2 separate regions of the Mus musculus genome follow, and region 1 is linked to region 2. The links are chromatin loops, found by intact Hi-C in ENCODE. Cell type or tissue: heart. All regions are shown on one strand.

Region 1 (5,000 bases), 140 kb before region 2:
CCCTTTGTCTTCTTTTACTCATCCAGTGTCTAAGATGGGGCTTTCCTTCTCAGCTAACCCTCCTAGACATGGTCTGTACACACATACCAAAGGGCATGCCTTCCTGGCAATTCCTTTTTATTATTACATTTTTATTTACATAGAGTGTGGGGTGTGCTCAAGCAATTGCCACAATACATATCTGGAGGTCAGAGGACAACTCCTAGGAGTCAGTTTTCTTCCACCATTGAGGTCCAAGTTCAAACTCAGACTGTCAGGCTTGGCAGCAAGCGCCTTGACCCCTGAGTCATCCCAGCAGGTGCCCCTTACTTTTAGCATGTGTGTGTACCATTGCACACATGTGGAAGTCAGGAGACAGCTTTTAGGAGTCTCTCATTCCATATAAATTGCAGGGATCAGCCCCTGGTCAGCAGGCTTTCCCAGTAAGCACTTGTTACCTGCTTTTTCTTCCAGCCAGCCCTCTCCTGGGAATCGAAACCAAGGTGACAATGAAAAGCAAGCAGCATAACCCCTTTAGCCAATTACATTTTGGGTTTTTTTTTTTAAGATTTACTTATTATATATAAGTACACTGTAGCTGTTTTCAGACACACCAGAAGAGGGCATCAGATCTCATTACAGATGGTTGTGAGCCACCATGTGGTTGCTGGGATTTGAACTCAGGACCTTTGGAAGATCAGTCAGTGCTCTCCAGCCCCGCCTGCATGTATCTTAGTACACTACATGTGTACACAGCCTGTGAAAGCCAAAAGAGAACATTAGATCCCCTGGATCTGGAGTTATAGACAGTTGGGAACCTAGGTCCTCTGGAAGAACAAGTTCTTTCAACTCCTAAACCATCTCTTCAGCACAACTTTTTTGGGTTCTGTTGTTGTGATTGTTGTTTACTGAGATAAGGTCTCTTGTAGCCCAGACTGATCTTGAAACTCGTTGTGTATTTAAACATGACCTTGAAGTCTTCATGTTCCTCCTCTGTCTCCTGAGTGCTGGGGTTGCTAGCATAGGCCACCATACATGATCCAATTAAATGTTATTGCTGTTTCTTTGATGTTAGGGATTCACCCTATGGCCTGACCAACGTGCTAGGCAGAGTCTAAACTACTGAGCTGTACTTAGGTTTTATTTTACCCTTTTACTGTTGAATATATAGGATGTGATGAGATCTGGACACAGCTATTAGATTATAATTCACCCCATTTTTTTTTTTTTTTTTTTTTTTTTTACAGAAGCAAAAAATACAAGAATAAAGGCTAGTAACTTGGAAATTCCTTTTCTGGGTTTTTGCTTTTTATTTTTGGGTTTTTTTTTTTTTTTGTTTTGTTTTTTGTTTTTTTCCTGAGGAAGGCAACAGTCTTGATTATAAACACAGCTTGCCCTTCCAGTGTAGAACTTCTTCTCAAAGTTAAGATGGGACATTTAGGGTCCCAGTGTTGCCAGCCTATGACACCTGAATAGCTCCTGTCCATCAAGCACAGGAAGCAAACCTCAGTCTTCTCAGCTTTACCAGGTCAAATAGAGCTTCTGCAATATAGAAAACCAGAATTCAGCCGGGCGTGGTGGCGCACACCTTTAATCCCAGCACTTGGGAGGCAGAGGCAGGCAGATTTCTGAGTTTGAGGCCAGCCTGGTCTACAAAGTGAGTTCCAGGACAGCCAGGGCTACACAGAGAAACCCTGTCTCGAAAAAAATAAAATAAAACAGATGAAGAAGAAAAAAGAAGAGGAAGGAGGAGGAGGAGGAGGGAGGAGGAGGAAAGAAGAAGAGAGAAGAAAAGAAAGAAGAAACCAAAAGAAAACCAGAATTCCAGGAGAACCTGGAAGTCTACCAGAGATGCATATTCAAGCCTAACTTATTAGAGTCATAGCTGCTTATTATCTGGGCAGGGGAATGCACACCTGAGGCAGAAGGATCACCAGTTTGAGGCCCGACATAAGGAAATCTAAGCCACTTTGTATATGTTCAGACACTGTCTCAGAAAGGAAAGTAGATGGGGTGGGGTGGATGGTACCTTACTGTTACATGTTCGGTCAGAGGTTATGCTTAAACCCCTGGTATCTGTGACATCCTTTAATCAAGCTCCAAACCCTGTTCTGATTGCACCTTGAGTATGTGCATCTAGTGTAAGCCCACACCCTTGCACCCACCAGAGTTAGCCATGATCCCAACAGGGTTTTGCTTCATTTTCTCTGGTTACTGTTAAATTCTCGGAGGCTTTGTCAATTTATGTTTGCTCTCATAATCCTGGTAATTGTTCTTTACCAACTTTTCCATGGTTTTCAGCAACACCTTTTGACTTAAAATTCTCTACACGCAACCAAATGGACTTCTCAGGTTCAGCTGTGGAACTCTTCCTGCAGGCTTTTAGCCCATTTCTCCTAGTGTGATACTGGTACTCTTGCACTATGGGTAGTGGAATGGCAGGCAGCCTTTTATCCTCTTTCTTGTCATTTCTTTTCCAGTCTAGAACCTCTTCAAAGAAGCTAGAATGGGGCAGCTTGATCCATATTGTCAGGTCACCACTTCTGGATAGGCCTTCCATCCAATAAGTAGAAGAAAGGGACCTTAGACCTCTGCAATGGTGGAGCACGCCTTTAATTCCAGCACTCAGGAGGCAGAGTTAGGCAGATTTCTGAGTTCGAGGCCAGCCTGGTCTACAGAATGAGTTCCAGGACAGCCAGGGCTATAAAGAGAAACCCTGTCTCGAAAAACCAAAAAACCCAACACAGAAAGCACAAAGTGTGGATCAAAGAGTGAGTTGGCATGTTCCTCCATGGATGGAGATTGTGCTTTTAAAATTTTAAACAAGGTCGGCTGAAGAGATGGCTCAGCAGTTAAGAGCACTGGCTGTTCTTCCAGAGGTCTTGAGTTCAATTCCCAGCCACCACATGGTGGCTCACAACCACCCATAAATGAGATCTGACGCCCTCTTCTGGTGTGTTTGAAGTCAGCTACATTGCACTCATATAAATAAAATAAATCTTTTTTTAAAAATTTTTAAACGAGGCTCAAATAACAAACTGGCTTTTTAAATTTTGTTTTCCACTGTCTGTTTCCCAACAGGTGAGACATGGAACCCTTTCAAATTACAGTACCAGCTGAGAAATGTACGAGAACGAATTGCCAAGAACCTGGTGGAAAAGGGCATTCTAACCACAGAGAAGCAGAATTTCCTGCTCTTCGACATGACCACTCATCCAGTGACCAATACGACAGAGAAACAGCGACTAATGAAAAAGCTTCAAGACAGTGTGCTAGAACGGTGGGTAAATGACCCTCAGCGCATGGACAGGCGAACACTGGCCCTCCTGGTGCTGGCCCACTCTTCTGATGTGCTGGAGAATGTCTTCTCTTGTCTGACAGATGATAAGTATGATGTGGCAATGAATCGAACCAAGGACCTAGTAGAACTGGACCCTGAAGTGGAGGGGACAAAGCACAATGCTACAGAGATGATCTGGGCTGTGCTGGCAGCCTTCAACAAATCCTAAAGCCAGCAGGCGGGTGTCTCCTTTTCCCGGCTGGCTGGTGACTCTCAGAGACCCAATCACTGAGTTCAGTGTGATAAGATGCTATCATCATTTCCCCACTTTTTGAATCAGACTCCTGACTTGAGGAGGAAAACTTCATGGCCTCTCTGTCCATCGGCCATGACCTTCTAAGCAGACTGTTTCTCCTCACTTCCACTCTGTCTGAATGAAAGGGGTGAACCCACACACATCTAATAAACAACTCCCATTTCTGGGTTTAGTTTTAACCAGTGTGGTTCTGGATAAACAAGAGTTCCTGTGTGGGGATTAGAGTTTTCCAGCAACAAAATGTGAAGGAAATGAACAGTAAACCATATTCAATTTTTTTTCTCCCTTATTCATGTTTTCTCAGGCTTTGTTTCTCCGCTCTGTTAAGCAGTGACACTTCCTGAAATCACTGACTCTTTGAATGAGAGGCAGTGGGAACAAGACTAATTTTTGAAGCAAATGGTTCCTGAGATTATACCTCCCACCTGTGATTTTCTCATCTTCACATAATGAAAACACTCCAAGTTTGATGACCCGAATCCCTTAGTTCTCAGAGCAGAAATGTATTCTACACTCCTTTTTAGCTTTGTCTGGCTCCCACACTCATTAAGATTCTGAATTGAAAAAGCAGTGTGCCTCAGTCACCTCCTCCTTACAGCCAGCATTAGGACCTGTAGAGAAGTGGGGCAACATGAGACTTCACATCCATGAAACCAAGTGTCATCTGAGCCCTGAAGAGAGAGTGGCAGCTAGATTCAGGGCTAGCCTTGGCTATATGAGACCATCTCGCATTGAAAAATTAAAGACTTTTCACATATCCTTCAGTATGTGACTGTTCTGTTTGCTCTAGACTACTTTAAATATCTCTACTCTGATAAAATTAAGGGAATTAAGTTTCAAGTCCCAAATTACAGCATTGAGTCCCAACAATGTAGCCAACCTCCATATTTGCATAGTCCCTGTTTTTATTTCCTACATAAATGGATAAATTTTCCCTGTATTTAAGGGCTTTGGCAGTAATTCTGTCTATATTTAATCTATTGTCACCCTCTAAATTGTGTCTTCTTTCAACACAGCCATCCTGGCCAAATCCCTTAAAATGTTTTTGCTTCAGTAGAGAGGATGAAGAGGGTGGAGAGATCCTATTTAGATGGCCAGTTGAGTGTCACCAGCAGCAGATGCAAAGCCTAAGCTCAAGGGTTGTGAAGAGGCCAGCACTGTGTTGTGCAGAGTTCAAGCACCCTGTTGACCACTGGGGAGAGACAGGCTTTCACACAGCCACCACAGATGACTTGGACTAATACCAAATCCTTCTAATCAGAAATAAATTATAACCTCATCGTTCCCTTGAACCTTCCTAGGTCCATGAAAGTTCTCCAGCTTATTGTTATTGTTTTCATCTGACTCTTAGATGAGTAGAGATAAAAGCTGTCATTTGAGAAGCTAAGCAGAGCCTTAGTCTGGCTTTCTAGAAGGGCAAAAGCC
Region 2 (5,000 bases):
CAACAAAACCAACCCACAGTTCTTTAATACTGCTGTGTGTGTTGTTGCTACACACCGGGGCCCCACCCAGTAGCTGTCCTAGCAGTCTGTTTTGCTTAGTGCCATTATTTTCTGTTCCTGGGATCTGCTGGGATGGAACTATTCTTGGGTTGGTTCACTAGTCACATTTAGATGATAAATATATTTTTCTGAACTCTAATAACAAACAAAGTGGAAGGCCCTGGCTTTTGTGCTCCGTTATGGAACCCATGAGAACTAGGCAGACATCACGGATGACTTACACTGTGTGCACAAGAGGTTGAATAGGTTATCCTATTTCTCAGCCTTTTCTCCCCCTTTCACAAGCACACAAGGTATTTGCTTTATAGACCAATGCTAAATAAAAGCCTTCATGAAGACTTTCCAGGTTCCACAGGAATAATTAGTCTGTGATCAGTCTCCTCCCCACTTTTGAATTGAGAAAGTGAAGCAAAAGAACAATTACATTTTCCTGTTTAAAGATCACTCAGATAATTAGGCACTGTGCTCACCATATGGGAGAAACTTACCGCTTTGCCCTCTGGGGAATCAAATGTCAGAAATCTGAGGTGACAATCTGTCTCCAAGGGTCGGTCCAGATCGTAAAGTTCTCCATTTACTTCAGCAGCCACTGCAGTATCAGCCAGTGTTACACTGTAGCAGTAGGAGGGTAGTGGGAATGAAGACAGAGTTGTTACAATCCCCAGGGCAGGAGGCTGACTTTTCTCAGCAACTCTAATTTGCTGAGTGAAGTTTCCAGAGCAGTAAAGATCTGCTGTTTCTTTTCCCAATGTATCCACTACATTGGGAAGGGCAGAAATTCTGAAACTATAAAGACAAATCCTTATAAAAAAAAAGTCCTCATCCTACCCTCTATTTTAAAGACAGGTCTTGCTGTTTGGCCCAGGCTGGCCCTGAATTCTGAATCTTTGACCTCCACTTTCTGAATGCTAAGATTACAGGCCTGTAGCACTATGCTTGGCAAGAAGGACTATCTGAGCGTAGGGGTTCACACCTGCAATCTTAGCACATGGGAGACAGGGTTTCTCTGTGTATCCCTGGCTGTCCTGGAACTCACTTTGTAGACCAGGCTGGCCTCGAACTCAGAAATCCCCCTGCCTCTGCCTCTGCCTCTGCCTCCCAAGTGCTGGGACTAAAGTCGTGTGCCACCACGCCCAGCCTTTTTTTTTTTTTTTTTCTTTTAACAAGATGCTTTTCTGGGGGAGTAGGTGTGCATTCTTCCTCGGGAGTCAACAATCATGCCTTTAGAAGAGGGTCTTTCTTTGGCAAAGAGCATCGCCAGCAGGCTAGGTTGGCTGACCAGATTACACGCACATGTCACCACACCCTTTTTATTTTTAACCTGAAACTATTATTTCATTTATTTATGGGTGGGGCACACATGCTACAGTGTGTGTGTGTGTGTGGGGGGGGGGTCAGAGGACAATTTTTAGGAGTCAGTTTCCTTCCACAAATTCATATTTCAGGTCCTTATGCTTGTGTGGTAATCAATTAAATGACTGACTGACCCCCCCCCCCAACCCTAACCCCCTCCCTGCCCAAAGACTACACCTTTCTGATGGGAAACAAAGAAAAAGAAAAAATGTAGCGGGACAATGGTGGCGCATGCCTTTAATCCCAGCACTTGGGAGACAGAGGCAGGCGGATTTCTGAGTTTGAGGTCAGCCTGGTCTACAGAGTGAGTTCCAGGACAGCCAGGGCTACACAGAGAAACCCTGTCTCGAAAAACCAAAGAGAAACAAAAAGATGCTTTCATTTTCTGACCGGGTGCAGAAAAGGACAGAAAAATAATTCTTGTAGGTAGAAAGGCTGGCTTGATACCTGATCTGATGGGCCAGTTGGTAAGGGGTTGTGTTCCATGCAACAGCATCTACCTTCTGGCCTTCAGGAAGTGATATCTTAATAGCCCGGGCTTTCTTCTGTGTCATACTTGCTAACTTTTTCACGTGAGCGGTCCATAGCTCCTCAAAAAGGCCAAATCGTTCTGCCAACCAATGTGGAGGAGTTGGTGCAGAGGCCTGGAGGAAAAGGCACGTTAGGAGGTATCGCGGGCTTATTTCCACTACTCCGGAATGGGGTCGTAGGGGTTATGGGTGTTTAAGAAGCATTGGTTTTAAGGTGGAAACTGGGTGACACTAGGTCTTAATTTGGGGATTCAAAGGAACCGCACATTTCCGAGTGGGGCAGCAGGGTCCAGGAGGGGCTGGACAGCCTGCCCCCTTGGACTCCGCTGGGCTAAATGGTTGGGAGCTTGGCGTACCTCACGCACGGTGTGGAGCTCGCAGCGGCGGAACTCTGGGAGTGGGAACCCAAGCCGGCGCCACCTCAGACAGAGACCCATGCTGTCTCAAATCGGTACCTCCATGCTCCGATCACCGCTTCTTCCTCACCAGGCTCCTCATTGGCTTCTAAGTCAGTAATATCCTTTCCTATTGGATAACATAGCCGCCATTCCGGCCGGGCACCACCCCCAGGAACTCCGCTGAGGTAGAACCCACACAGCAGCAGCCGCTCTGGGAAAGGTTCCGGTTGACCGGAAAGTGGAAGCTGTTGCACACACCTGCAGTCTGGGTTCCCAAAGTGACAAGAAGGCATCCAACTTTGAGGACAGGGCATACCTCCTGGGGCAAGAATGAGAGAAAAACAGGAAGTGGAAGTTAGTCATTTTCCTTTAATTATAAAATTTATTAAACATTCTTAAAGCTGACAAGAAACAAGTACAGACACTGGAACTAAACATTTAGTGTAAATCCTGGATCTGGCATTAAGTAGTTTTTTTTTTTTTAAGTAAACTTTCTGTAATCTCGATTTTTTAATCTATAAAACAAGAATAAAAATATATGTTCCATTCTGAAGGTACATTTTGTGTAAATTGCTCATCTCGGTGCTTGGTATATGATAATTAGCACCAGCAGCAAGACACTGGTTTTGTTGTTGTTTTTGTTCTCTTTTTCCCCTAGGCTGTCCTGGAACTCACTCTGTAGACCAGGCTGGCCTAGCACTCAGAAATCCACCAGCCTCTGCCTCCCGAGTGCTGGGATAAAAGGCGTGCACGCCCACTGCCCGGCTTGCAAGACACTGTTATTACCACTGAATGTAACAACTCTAAGACTATCTTGGTGGTCATTCCTTTGCAGTCGTGGTGGAGGGACTTTAGAGACCTCTTAATGTCACAGATGTGGAATTTAATCAATCAATCATTATTGCGTGTGTGTGAAGAATCTTTGAAGGCGTGGGCGGCACAGTTTTGTAGGTCACATGCTACCTTTCTGTGGCCACTTCTGTCCTTTCACTTTACATGGGTCTTAGGGGTCAAAGTCACGTTGCCAGGCTTGGGCAGTAAGTACCTGTTATCTGCTGAGCCATCTTACAGGTCTCAGATGTGGAATTCAAAGATTACAGAAGGTAGTTTAAGGTAAAAAACATGCGTGCCGATGAATCTGCAGTGTGCACTCTTCCAGCATACCTTGTTCTTTCCATAGTTTATTTCCAATAGACTCCCTGACCATCTTAGAGACATCCAACATCTTGTTCTCTGTTCCTTACATAAGCCTTTGGTCTCTCATCAGCACCCCACCTTCATCTTTCTTTATTCTTTCTTTGATCTCTCTCCATTAAATCTCAGATGCAGGGCTAGACATATTAGCTTTACACAGTAAAAACAGAAACACGGTCAGATGTGTGGAGAAGCATAAAGGGAAATGAACTTATTAGCACCCTTATTAACTCAAGTAGTCCCTCACCTGGGGGTGGGGACACTTAGTCCATTCCCAGATTGCAGTGGTGATGGGATCATGGGGTCTTGTGGAAGAGTTGTCAGAACAAGCTGCTTAACCTAGGCTTCCAAAGCCCAATGTTCGTTCTGCCTGAGGAGGGCAGCTGACTTGAGTCATAGGCCACTCTGGGGCTCCATCTTCTGATATGTTAGACATCCTGAAATACAAAGAAAGAGACAAGGCTGTGGGGAGGAAGATAGTGTGTGTGTGTTCTTGTGGTCAGAGTGCAACATTCACAAAAAATGGCAATGGCAGACCTAGATTTTTTTGTGGCACTATAACAGAGGCAGGGTAGCGTCATACTGCAGACAACAATCTAGGAGGTGCTCAATAAATATATGTTAAATATGTACTGATCATGTAGTGACTGTAAATTTCAAAAGGTAGAGATTTTTGTCACTACTTTTTAAATTATTCTACAGTGTCCTTTTGTTAGGATCACAGGGAGATACCACCCGGGAATGACAGCTTCTTACACGCATCCTTTAACATTTACTATGTGCAATGCACTGGGCTAATGCTGACCAGCTACCAACATCACGCAACCTGCAGTGGAAGGAATGTTGTGTTATTCCCTCACCCACTGTAGCAAGCCAGGTATCTAAGGCCAATACATACTTGTTCTCCTTGAACATGCCTTGGCTTCAGGAGATATTAAGCTTTTAGTCTACCTGGAAAACACCTCTGCAACTTTCTTGCTCACCCCACTCTTGCCTGCCAGGATCCCGAGATGTGGCACTATTTCACAATTCCATCTTATTCCAAGAACAACTCTGTCAGTAGTGTTCTTATGTTCCCTTTAAACCCTGGAAAATTATCTCAAGGCCAAGTCCTAGTCTGTCCAAGCCACAGCCTGGGTTGCTCAGAGTCACATCACTTCTCTAAGGCCAGACTCATAATGGGTCATGCTTGCTAACATGCATTTCTTTCCTTTTCCTTCCTGAAGCACATGGCCCAGACACTTGTGCCCACAGGACTTTTAGAGTGAAGTACTTTCAAGAAAAAAATCAAGAAATGTGGTGTTTCCTAACTTGTTCCTACAGACTAGCTACAGACACTGAGTAAATGAGGTCCACAGGAGGAGAAGGAAGTCTGCAATAAAGGGCGCCCCAAATCCTTAATTAAAATAAAGCAACTTCTCAGGTTTCTTCTACTTTTAGACCAGGCATCCTCACTTGGTCAAAG

Evidence for each region. A loop is a pair of places that touch in the nucleus more often than their neighbours do. Peaks named below come from ENCODE experiments on the same cell type or tissue, not always from the same donor. Only the 100,000 strongest peaks of a DNase experiment are listed, where the experiment ranks them.
Region 1: a loop joins it to region 2, with 2.2 times the contacts of the local background. A loop is called at or near these places in 2 of 42 quality-filtered maps.

What each region holds. Positions count from the first base shown.
Region 1 is chr3:95,613,984-95,618,983 of GRCm38, forward strand. Golph3l (golgi phosphoprotein 3-like) reads left to right here. Exons shown (of 5, transcript NM_146133.3): 5 at 3,061-5,000. The coding sequence ends at 3,488. Among named protein-coding and RNA genes, the nearest start is that of Ensa, 8.5 kb to the right of the region's middle. In heart, CTCF peaks have their summits at 598 (motif pointing right) and 2,936 (motif pointing left); no DNase peak of the experiment used is centred here.
Region 2 is chr3:95,752,459-95,757,458 of GRCm38, forward strand. It overlaps Tars2 (threonyl-tRNA synthetase 2, mitochondrial (putative)), which reads right to left and starts at 2,519. Exons shown (of 18, transcript NM_027931.3): 1 at 2,300-2,519; 2 at 1,861-2,057; 3 at 549-672. The coding sequence starts at 2,380. In heart, no CTCF peak of the experiment used is centred here; a DNase peak (open chromatin) is centred at 2,483; H3K4me3 peaks cover 1,626 bases; H3K27ac peaks cover 1,369 bases.